2 separate regions of the Homo sapiens genome follow, and region 1 is linked to region 2. A link is a loop called in an ENCODE intact Hi-C map of the cell type or tissue named here. Cell type or tissue: Calu3. All regions are shown on one strand. Links, peaks and the distances in the headings refer to the core of each region. The heading gives the core; the rest is flanking DNA.

Evidence for each region. A loop is a pair of places that touch in the nucleus more often than their neighbours do. Peaks named below come from ENCODE experiments on the same cell type or tissue, not always from the same donor. Only the 100,000 strongest peaks of a DNase experiment are listed, where the experiment ranks them.
Region 1: a loop joins it to region 2, with 4 times the contacts of the local background. A loop is called at or near these places in 2 of 110 quality-filtered maps.

What each region holds. Positions count from the first base shown.
Region 1 is chr6:155,879,589-155,885,332 of GRCh38, reverse strand. LOC105378072 (a long non-coding RNA gene) reads right to left here. Exons shown (of 3, transcript XR_001744424.2): 3 at 710-3,388. All of the region lies in intron 4 of LOC101928923 (a long non-coding RNA gene), which reads left to right. Among named protein-coding and RNA genes, the nearest start is that of MIR1202, 64 kb to the left of the region's middle. In Calu3, for the core only: no CTCF peak of the experiment used is centred there; a DNase peak (open chromatin) is centred at 3,272.
Region 2 is chr6:155,780,206-155,785,949 of GRCh38, reverse strand. No RefSeq gene overlaps it. Among named protein-coding and RNA genes, the nearest start is that of MIR1202, 160 kb to the left of the region's middle. In Calu3, for the core only: no CTCF peak of the experiment used is centred there; a DNase peak (open chromatin) is centred at 3,409.

The DNA.
Region 1 (5,744 bases), core at 193-5,192, 100 kb before region 2:
TGGCCATCGATAGAAAAATGTTTACCTGAATTATGGCACAGCTGCTGTATGGAAAATTATGCAACTATTAAAAATGAAAATTATGTAGCTAAATGGAAAGGGCTTATAATGAGAATGCAAAAATATACATAAAATTGACTGCATTTATGAAAATACATATGCATATGTAAAAGTAAAAGTTCTACATAAAAATTGAAATAATTGTGCTGGGAAATAGGATTATGTAGTTTTATCTCTTCTGTTATTCTTTCAGTAAATGAAAATAGACAGAGATTCAATAGGAAATGTGAAAGAGTAGGGCAAATCAGATAAAAGACATACGGGCTCATTCACGTGATGTAAGAACAATTCTAGTTTGGCTCAATCGTACGCTACAAACAGAAAAACAGAATAAAATAATTTATAATGCTAAGTGGGTTTGAATTATTGAGAACCTTCCGACTCTATCTAAGGAATTTTGACACCATTACAGAGACAATTAACCAAAAGTATATGATTCTGTGAAAGCGAATAACAGGATGAGAACTGTGAAACAGAAAGGTTAATTTAAGAAGTGCTGAAGGAAGAATTGAAGAAGAAATAAAATGGAGACTCAGAGACTAGGCAAAAGGGCATTGCAGTAATTTAGATGATTGTGATCAGGAAGTGGCTATGGGAGGTGAACGACTGAGATAAATCTGAGATGAAATATAAAGGAATTGACAAGCTAGGTCATAACTGGACATGGGCTTTTATTAATGGCAAAAACCACAATTGCTTTTGCACCAACCTAATAAAAGTGTGTATAAGGAGAAAGATGGTGGCATTAACAGATACAGAAATTGGGAACAAATACAGATTCACCAGTTTCCAGGACATAGTGTTAGAATATACAGCTCAATCATGTTTCAGCCACTGAACTGTGGCATTTAAAACAGACTAAGCAGAGATGCACTGGGTAAAAAGGGAGTCAGAGTGCAAACAGTGGTGCCGCTTACTTGCCTCCTCATAGGCATCCTTGAATCACATCAGAAACTTTCAAATCATGGTGTGTCTTTCTTCCACAAATGCACAATGGAAATGCCTGTATTTTTGATAACTTTGGCTCAAAGATTCTTTCTATTGCTTCTTTTAATATGACATCTCAGCTTCCATGATTTCCGGCAAGTCTCCTTCCCTTTCTCCCTTAGAATAAACACTGCTTATCTTTCAATGTTTTGATCCATCCATTAGTTCCACATAAGCTAAATGATGTGCTTGTGGGATCTAATCTCAGTATGCCAGAAGCGGGTCTCCCAGACCTACTGAGTCATAATCTTTGAGGAAGAGGTTTGTCATGTGGCCAGACATGTGCCAGAAACGACTAGCCTAGCCCTCTTTCTCATTTTACAGAAAAGAAAATCAAGGCCAAAAGATCACTGGCCAAACTCAGGTTTCCTGGCTCCTAGTCCAGTGCTCTTCCCATTACACCAGTAAACACCCTTAAAATCTCTGCCGCTAGGAATTGAAATAAACAAAGTGTACTTGGGAAGTATTTGCTTTTTTTTTCCTTTAACAATAACAAACACCACCACACAGTTACTCATAAAATGTTAATTGCATTCCTTTCCCAATAACATCCTGATTTTCAGTTTAAACTATTAGCTTGAAGCATTAGACATTTCAATAATAAAAAGTGATTCTCTTTTCCATACACCTTCAATTTTTTATTTCTTATAAATATTCAATTGAATATTTCCATTTGTGGTGTATGTTTGCTAATTTACTGGAAGTTGATTCTGTTCCCCAGAAATGTCACTTGGGTGACCCTGCTGGGCTGAAATGGAAAGTCTAAGCACTGATTTTTGAACTCTTAGTTCTGTGTAGGATTCAACAGCTGTTTGCTTTCTCTAGGGCACTTGAAAATAACTCCAGTTCCAAGAGTATTTAGAAAGATTCCACTTTGAAAATAGAAGCTTTCCTTAAGGTAGGATTCATATTTTTTAAATGTAAAGAATTCAACTCTGATGAGATGATTACCTATAATTCATATTTTACTGGTTACACAGCATGGAGCAGTCTTTCATCAAATAAAGCTATAGCATGTTGACAGATTAAAAACCTAACATAGGCACTGTACTTTCCTAGTTGATTCTACAAGGACTTGACCAATAGAGTATTTGCAAGAAATTTTGTCGAAGACCTACTTGTACTTACTCACCACATCTCTGTGAACTGTCAGATAGGAATTAGAGAGTTCCTTGTTGCTGAGGAAGAAAACAGAGTCTTATTTTTATATGTAAATGACTGAACAATCAATCAGTAGCTATTTTGAGTACAGGGAAGATACTTCACACCCTTCAATAGAGAGGTGGAAGAGTCTGCTAAAAATTTAGGAACTAGGATCTCAGGAGGCCTGCAATGAATAAGAACAGATTTCATCTGCTCTAGCAGATAAACCTACTGGAAAAACAACTTACAGTTCTCTTAAAGTTCACTCAGTGGATAGGCAAAGGTAAATCTGTGAATCATTGGATTGCCTCATAATCTATTTAAGAAATTAATAGAAGATTTGGGGGTGTATTTACACCCCCAAATTGCCTTGGAGCCCAGGATATTTTGGTTAAAGATTAATTCACACCTATTGGTCTTTCTGAGACAGACAGGCTGGCTGATTTCCTGTTTTGAGGTGGTTTCGAGAAAAAGAACAAAAGCCCCTTATTCATGCTGCACCTTACCTAACTTCCAGCTGATTAACAACAAGACCCAAGAAGTTATTAACCACCACGAGTTCCTACTTCAGGGGGCTAGGGCCTACCATGAAGTTCTGCGTGTGCAGTTAGACTTAAACTTTAACTTATAGTTACCCTTGCCTCATTTTAATGCTAAAAATCATGCCCAGCAGTGGAGATTTAAAATGCTCATGTTATTTGTGATGTATGAAGAAGCATGTAAAACCACTGCACAAGCTCTAGACAAACCCCTCCTATTCAGGCTCTGACAAAATCCTTTTCTATAGAAAGTCCCTGTAAAACTAACCCACATACTGCCCTTGGGGAGCAACCCACCTTTTCCTTTTGCAGTGCTGACTTCCTTGCACACAAGCTAAAATAAATTTTTCTCTTTCTTTTTGGCTGCTATGTCTGGTGATCCCTCTTGATTTCTCTCCTTGGAGATTACAAGAACTCAGGGCACCAATAACATCTCTTTTGCCACGGATTCAGCATTTCTGAAATTTCAGGGGCCCTTAGTCCTCTTGATATCATCAGGTGTCCAGGGGTAGCAGGCCTGGCACAGCTCCAGCCATCGCAAAGTCACACCGAGAGGTGAAGTGAGCAGAGTCCAAGAGCAAATGGGATGGTGCACCAGCTAACCAGCCCTCTGTGGGAGTGTCCGGTTTCTATTCATCTTCCATCAGGGCTTCAGCATTCTAGGGAAGATACAAACAAGATCCGAGTCAGCTGAGGAACACAAATGAATGTAGAGCTAGTAAGGTGACCCAGGTTTCAAAATCACACATGGGCTGAAGCTGCCAGTGAGATTCAACTTGGCCTTTTAGGGGAAAGGATGGTGCCACAGATTTGTACTCAGAAAAATTCTGTAGGAGGTTCTGATATGGCAACCCCAAACTTCTCCCCCACCTCCCATACACTCATTTATCTACTTTTAAAAAGATGATTTTTTTCAGGTGAAATTTATTCTTTAAAATCTTTATCTTGATAGGAGAATACATAATCTGTTTTTCCTTGTTGCTTAGAACATTAATATATTAAAACAGGAAAGTCTCTGTTATGACTAAGAAAAGTATATATTTCCTCATAAGTCAGTCCATCAGTACTAACTAGTGATTTATCATAAAGGACTTAAGACCATGGTCCTCAACTGCCACTACACCCTAGAATTACCTGGGGGTCAGAAACTCTTGGGGTGAACCTCAGGCATAGGACATTGTTTTTCAGAAATACCTAGATAGTTCTGTTATGCAGGCAGAGTTGAGATCCTCAATAAATAGGTTTGGTTTTCTGATTTTCTGTATTTTCATTTTGTCTTGAGTGATTTGTCTTTATTGTGGTGTAGCATTTAGAATTCAATTTTTCACTCCAATTTATTAAATTCAGGAAAGTAGAATGTGGAGGGTGGGTGGCTAGGAGGGTGTGTCCTTATTCTGCTCAGATGATTCATTGCTGTTATTTAGTCCCTGCATAATCTGTGGTCACCATCGGACATTTCTGCCTTCACAGCATATCCTATGTCCTGTTTCTTCTCATAGTCACTGCCACCTCATTTTCAAGAATATGATTGTGACATAATAAATAAAGTTCAGCTGAACATGCTCAGATGACCGGCATCTGGGCGAGGGAGAATTTCCACTTCTGTTTCCATCTTTCTCAAACTGTGTGTTTACTACATGCTCCAGTTCTTTTCTTCCCAACAATTGTGTTTTTATTAAGAAAATAAGTTCTGCTTTCTGTGAGAAAAATATTTGCTGGATGAAATCAGTGAAATTCACCTTAAAGAGCAGAATGAATGACTTAGCTGTAACTTAATTCAAATACTGTCTAAGGAGAAGTGTGCCCTGTTTCCGCTGCTCGGCATATCCTGATTGCAGAAACAGATGCATAAGGGTTTTTAGAGTCTATTGTAAGTTTCATCATTGTTAATAATTATTGTTCATTTATCATTCTGTAAACTATGATTCAGTATTTTCCTGAAAGCTGCTCTTGCTGGTTGATACTTTTGTCAGCCTCAGCTCTAGGTGCTAAGAGCACAGCACTTAGCAATAGTGAGGAGGCAACATGAACCAAATTCAAATATAAAATGAAGCTAAATCGAGAGCTTTCTGCAGAGGACCAGATGCTCTCTGCAGGTCAGGGAAGCTTTCTTCACAGAAGAGTCTGCGTGGAGCTGGATTGTTGCAACAAAGTTGAGCCAATGTAGGACAATGGCTGATGTGGACAATGATGTAGGACAATGATGATGGTGATGGTCACTATCTTCATGTCACCGTGACACCATCGCTGCCACTGTTAGTGGTGCCTTTGCAAGGCTGCAGGAGTGCTTACCCTCTCTGCACTGCACCAAACATGTTACTCACTCAACCTAATTATTTCCCCAAAACAAATGTGTCCAAGGAGATATTGTTAGCCATACTTAACCGACGGGGACACTGAGGCTCAGAGGGGAAAATGAGCTCAGAGTCACACCGCTGGTGAGCTGCTGAGGCAAGATTTAAGCCCAGGTGTGCCTGACGCGGGAGCCCGTGCTCTTCATCACTGCCCTGTGCGCTCCAGCGCATTTATCTTGCACACGCTGGGATTTTATTGCAGATTTCTTCGGGGGATAAACGTGATAAATTACAATATTTGAGATCTGCTGAAACATTTGTTACAGTGTTTTAACTGAAGCTCTCAGGAAGCGTTTTCCATCTTGTTTTGGAACAGACTCGCAGATTCTGAGTTAAAAACGGTCGTCTTCCTTCTGAACGCCACTCCATCACGTGCGAGGCAGTCAAGGTTTCCTATAGCCAGATCCGAAAGATGAAGTTCTAATGAATTCTCTTAAGAGAGCGTTGGAAATTTGTCCTTTCGAGCTCTGCATATGTCACAGAATTCAGCATACTTAATTGGAATTAGAAAGCTGGATAGACTACAAAGTAGATGGCATTTACAATGGCTGGGTTATATATCTGCCATTTTATTGAGGCGGAATTCAAAAGCTATCATGGCAGATCATCTTTCTTTTCCGTCTTTCTCATTCTTACAGCTACATTTCTTAGAGACAGTCTT
Region 2 (5,744 bases), core at 323-5,322:
TTCAACACATAAACTTTGGGGGACACATTCAAATCATAGCAGCATTCCTGACATTTATGGGCTCCAAGTGCTTCTGCTTCAGGTAAGTGGATCTTAGCTGCAACTCACTGGATTTGCCTGTCTCTCCAGATTTCAGGGTGATGGTTTGCCCTGTAACCTCGAGAAAGTCATTGACTTTTGGTTTATTCAGATTTTGCTTGTTGTTAAGATTGGAGTGGTATTATCCAAGCTCTTTCCATGTTGGAGCTGAAACCATAAGCTTGCATCAGTTGCTTTTAAAATCTCTCCAGATGATTCTAATATGCAGCCAGAGTTCAAAACCACTAGAAGAAAGTGAAGAAACTTTGAACGCACCTTGTTTTGAATCCCTGCTCTGACTTTCAGCACCTGTGACAGTGAGCAACTATGAACAAATTATTACTCTTTCTGAAACTCAGTTTCTACATCTGTCAAATGGGATACTTCCTACTTTACAGCATTCTTGTAAGAATTAGCAACAATGTAATAGGCATAATATTGCCATATACTAGCTTCTCATTCCTTTTGTTACAACTAGCATTTATTGAACACTTATTTAACATTGAGTATGTTCAAACAGTAAATCTATATTGGCTCATTTTCTCTACATAAATCTCACTGAGAAAAAGTCTAATTCTTTGTAGGTGAAGAAACTGAGGCATAGAGAAATTCATTAACTTGCCCTGGGTTACACAGGAAGTAAATGGTAGAACTGGCATTTGAATTCCAGTAATGTGACTCCATAACCTCTACCCATCTTCTACACTCTGCTCCCTGGAAAAGATATCCACAGTGTGTTTAGAAGGCAGTGGCTAAGTTAATTTGTGTTGAGTAAAGATGGAGAAAAACTGACACATATTCACAATAAATTAAATCAAATAATACTGAACATATTCCTAGAAGTAATATTTGTATCTATATAAAAGCATAGTTGTTTAAAAACCTGTGCAGATAAGAATTTTAGCCACTAAAATGAATTAACCTTCAATTGGAAAACTTTTTTGTACTTGGGTCTTTCCCAGTAAATTCAAGTTGAGATCCAGCGTTCTGTGCAGTTGTTATTATATAATAGTATTTGTTTATTAGAATAAATTATAAATGTTAAATTTGCTTAAAATATTCTGAATTTGATAAAATTCCTTTATATAACACCATTTAACCTGCATACCTGGTTTGTGTACATTAATTAAGGAAAAATATTTTAATTCAATCAGCCATTTTTCCCATATGAAACCAATAAATCATTTTGAATTACCTTCTTAAATGCTTGAACCATGAAGCTATATAGCAAAAGAAAAATGTTGTAACTTAATAAGGCTAATGAGTAATTCTTTTTTTAACTATATATTTTAAAAATCTACTACACCAGATAATTATTTATACCTATAATTTCAATATTAGCATATGGCAACACATTATTTGCTGCTTATATAACAGAATCATAATCATCAATTCATTTTTATAACAGTTTTATTGAGATAACTCATCGTTATTAGAGCACTCTCTAACAGAATTCGAAACTCAAGACTAAAAGTTCAGGAACTATCTTAAATGCAAAAATTGATTTTTTTAAATATTCTGAACTGAAAGCTATCTGGCAGTACAGCCAATTCTGAAAACAAAAATCCCCTTGCAGTAGCCATTTATGTTTTATTCGCTATTCTGCTGCAAATCATGTTAAAGCAGATGCCTGATTAGATGGCGAGATTTCTATATGTTTGGATTATGACAAATACATAAAACTCACATAGATTTCAAAAGCACTCTGAATAATTACTTAAAATCAAAATGCTCTATGTGCATAATGGAATAATATTCTACTAATAGAATCTTTTGTTGCTTCCTGCTTAGGGAATTCCAAAAAGCTTTCCTATACCCCAAACATGATCAAGTTCTTTCAATGAGACCTAAGATACAATCTGTTCAGATGCCTTCATTGTATGAAAGTCATCACTGTAAAATGTATGGCTCCATCATAACCTAATACAACACAGTGATTTGCAATATGGTGATTACCACTGTGATTTGATTCATTAATTCTCAGTAACAGTTGTTAATGAGCTCATTAAGCAAGTATTGTACAGAAGATTTCAACCAGGGGAACCTCTTAAAAACCACTAAATATCTTCTTTTGCAGGGGGGAGGAAAAAGGAAATAGGTTAAATGCCAGAGGAGAAGTCTATAAATATGGCTGTTTATCAACTATGGCAAAGTTTTAAATCATTAAGCTTTTATAAAACTATATAAATTCTGAGCATTTTGTGCCATTTCCAAAAAAGGTGCTCACAGTGAGATGACTCCTCTCCTTGGGCCTTCCTGGATTTAGCAACTATTTTGTTAAGATGTAGAAACAAACTCTAGGCCTGGCGTGGTGGCTCCCTCCTGTAATCCCAGCACTTTGAGAGGCTAAGGCAGGTGGATCACCTGGGGTCAGGAGTTCAAGACCAGCCTGACCAACATGGTGAAACCCCATCTCTACTAAAAATACAAAAATTAACTGAGTGTCATGGCGTGTGCCTGTAATCCCAGCTATTCAGGAGGCTAAGACAGGAGAATTGCTTGAACCTAGGAGGCAGAGGTTGCAGTGAGCCGAGATCGCACCACCATACTTCAGCCCAGACGACAGAGGGAGACTCCATCTCAAAAAAAAAAAAAAAAGAGAGAAACGAACTGTAACCCTGCATCTCACATTTCACCAATAGGTTGATTCTTTTTCTTGCTTCTATAACATATAATTCAATAATGTGTTCAAGTATTTGAAATATTGAGGGTTACGTTTAAATTTAATTTGGGTATTGCATTAGTTGACTTTAAGCAACGTATTTTATCTTGAAGTATGTGATCTGTAAATGTCTATGAGTGATAAGCAAGTTAAAGTGCTTTAACTAACAGTAACAAAAATGTATGACTTACTTCCCAGTTTACAAAGAAATTTTATATGCATGACTTTAATCCTTACAAAACCTGGAAGAATGTTACCATTAGCCCAAATTTACGCACAAGAAACCTGAAGCTCTAGTTAAGTGACTTGCCTAATTGAAAAGTTTGTATGTTCAGTTCTTAGAACCACAAACTTTATGTTCTTTCTACTAAAACACACTGATTTTCTCAGTAACTAATCAGAAGCTGGCAGCCTCACCGTGGAAATATGCCTTGCTTTTATTAAAGGAAAAATTATTGGTGACACTTATTAAAGATGGTAAGGAAGACTTCATCCAAGAAGGACTACCACAATGGGGCTTTGTATTATAGAAGGAGAGAGAGACTGGGCTCAGGTCCAAAAACAATAAGGAAAAGTGGGGATTTATAGCCAAGGAGCAGGGTAGGGTATCAGAGGATGGAAAATTACTAAGAGGAAGGGCAATTGTATTAAAGTGACCTCACAGGATTTTTGCTGAAGGCAGGCCTGGGTGATTCAGTATCAAGGGTGGTCAGACTGAGGGTAGGGGATTTTTGCTAAACTGACTCAGCAGGCTTCTTGCTAAAACTGGAATAACTGGACCAAGGGCAGAGCCCAAGATTAGAGCCTTGTCAGAAAGAGGACTGAGAGGGGCCCAGTCTGAGTTAAGTCAAAGAGAAAGAAACTCCATGCTCCTTCTACTAAAACACATCAATTTTCTTAGTAACTGATCAGAAGCTAGCAGGCCTCCCATCGTGATGTGTCTTATCATCCATAACCCAGAAGAAGGAGGCTTTAAGCATAAGGGTAAGAGAGATCTAGTTAATGCTCAGGAATGAAGTGATATAAAATCAAACTTCAAGAAAAGCTTCCATGCAGTGTTATTTATGTTTGGAAGCACAACCATGACCAAAACCTTCGAACACACCATAAGTCATTTATCTCAAGTCCAAGGAAACTAAATGATAGATCAGACTCATTGAATTAGAGCCAATCAAGTATGTGACTTGAAATTACTCCAATAAAATCCTAATACCAGCATCTTCTACCATTCTAGGTGCAATGTCTCATGAAGTTTGACAAGCACTTCATGTGCTTTCCTTCCACAATAAGACAGTTTCTCCTAATCGCTTGCCCATGCATACATTCAATGCATGCTTCACGATTCACATGGCCACTTCCATTTCTTCAGTGGCCTAAGGACAGACACTAAAAATAAGCGCATGATTTGTAAGAAAAACAGATATTGATGAATTCCAAATAACCTTATCCAACTTATATAAACCAGCTCAAGTAGGCATTTTACTAATTTAATTTTAGTTTCCCAGGTATTAATTGGATTGATCAGTATTCATTCAGATTTGTCACTGGTTGTGCCTGCTGCGTATTGGTTCTGCTTTTTGTCAGCCTATTAATTTTCAATAAATAATGTCTCAGAAATTGCAGATGAGTAAATTAAAGTGTTAATTGGTAATGTTGTAATGTGTAATATTTCTTTAATGTTTTTTAAACAAAATAGACCACTATCACATTTATGAAATTTATTTATACTCAGTTTTTTAAAAGAATTTCAGACTGCCTATACAAGGTCAAACTTTTTATGTTTATAAAATGGAAATAGGGACAACATTGTTGGAAAAGTTAGCTTATTAATCTTGATAAGAATTGTGTTTCTACGATCTCTGCTTTTGAAATTATGGTGTGTCTAACACTGTCCTAAAATACAACTTGCAAGGAATAATAAAGCCAAGGCTAAATTTGTGTATTGTCAAATTTCTCAAAGGAAGAAAAGTTATTGTTAAAATTTCTTAAGTGGCTCCTGAGTACCTCCTTTTGTATTTCCTTAGTCCATCTGCTCTGCTGTCGTTCTTTTATTACAGGTTATACTTTGTCCTCTATTTTATAGGTATCATTGTTCCCTTTCACTCTTGACCAGACCAAAAGCTAATATCACATACAGTGTACTTTGGGAAATTCTGCCTTCGAGGAATAGCCCACCAAGTATAAAGAAAAATATATTTTGCCCTGGGTATGGTGGCTCATGTCTGTAATCCCAGCACTATGAGAGGCTGAGGTGAGCAGATTGCTTGAGGCCAGGAGTTCAAGACCAGCCTGGGCAACATAGAAAAACCCCATCTCTACAAAACATTCAAAAAATTAGCCAGACATGGTGGTGAGCGCCTGTAGTCCCAGCCACTGGGGAGGTGGAGGCAGGAGGATCATTTGAGCCCGTGAGGTCAAGGCTACAGTAAGCCATGATCACACCACTGGACTCCAGCCTGGAAGACAGAGTGAGACCCTGTCTCAGAAAAATATACTTTGCATTGAGACCCTCTCCTGGCACATTCCAGAATCTGTGTTTCTTTGGCAAGCAAAGAAACAGTTGATAGTTACCAGGAAGTGCAGTCCCACCTGTTTGTCATATCTAGAAAGATGCTATCCTGTGACCTATCCAGCTAGTATTATAGACTTAGATCATATAATTATGTATTTATTCCAGTTATTTGAATAATACAATTAAAACTTGCAAAGCAGTTTCACTTGAGATGACAAAGAGCACAACTTACCATTCCTTATTTATTATTGAAAAATTTCTAGACCAATCTGCCTGCAAAAGACCAGTCCAGGCTTCAACGGACAAATGGTATGTTGGCGCTAGAGATACTGAGTTAGAACTTGGGAGATATAGCCTGAGGGTCTCAGCCTTCAGCAGGGAGACAGAAAAACTCACACCACAAATGAGATTAAAAATATAGTCAACTACTCTGATGGAAATTCGGTAGAGTTGACAGGGGGAAGTGGGTTTTCATTCAGAAGGACCCTCAAA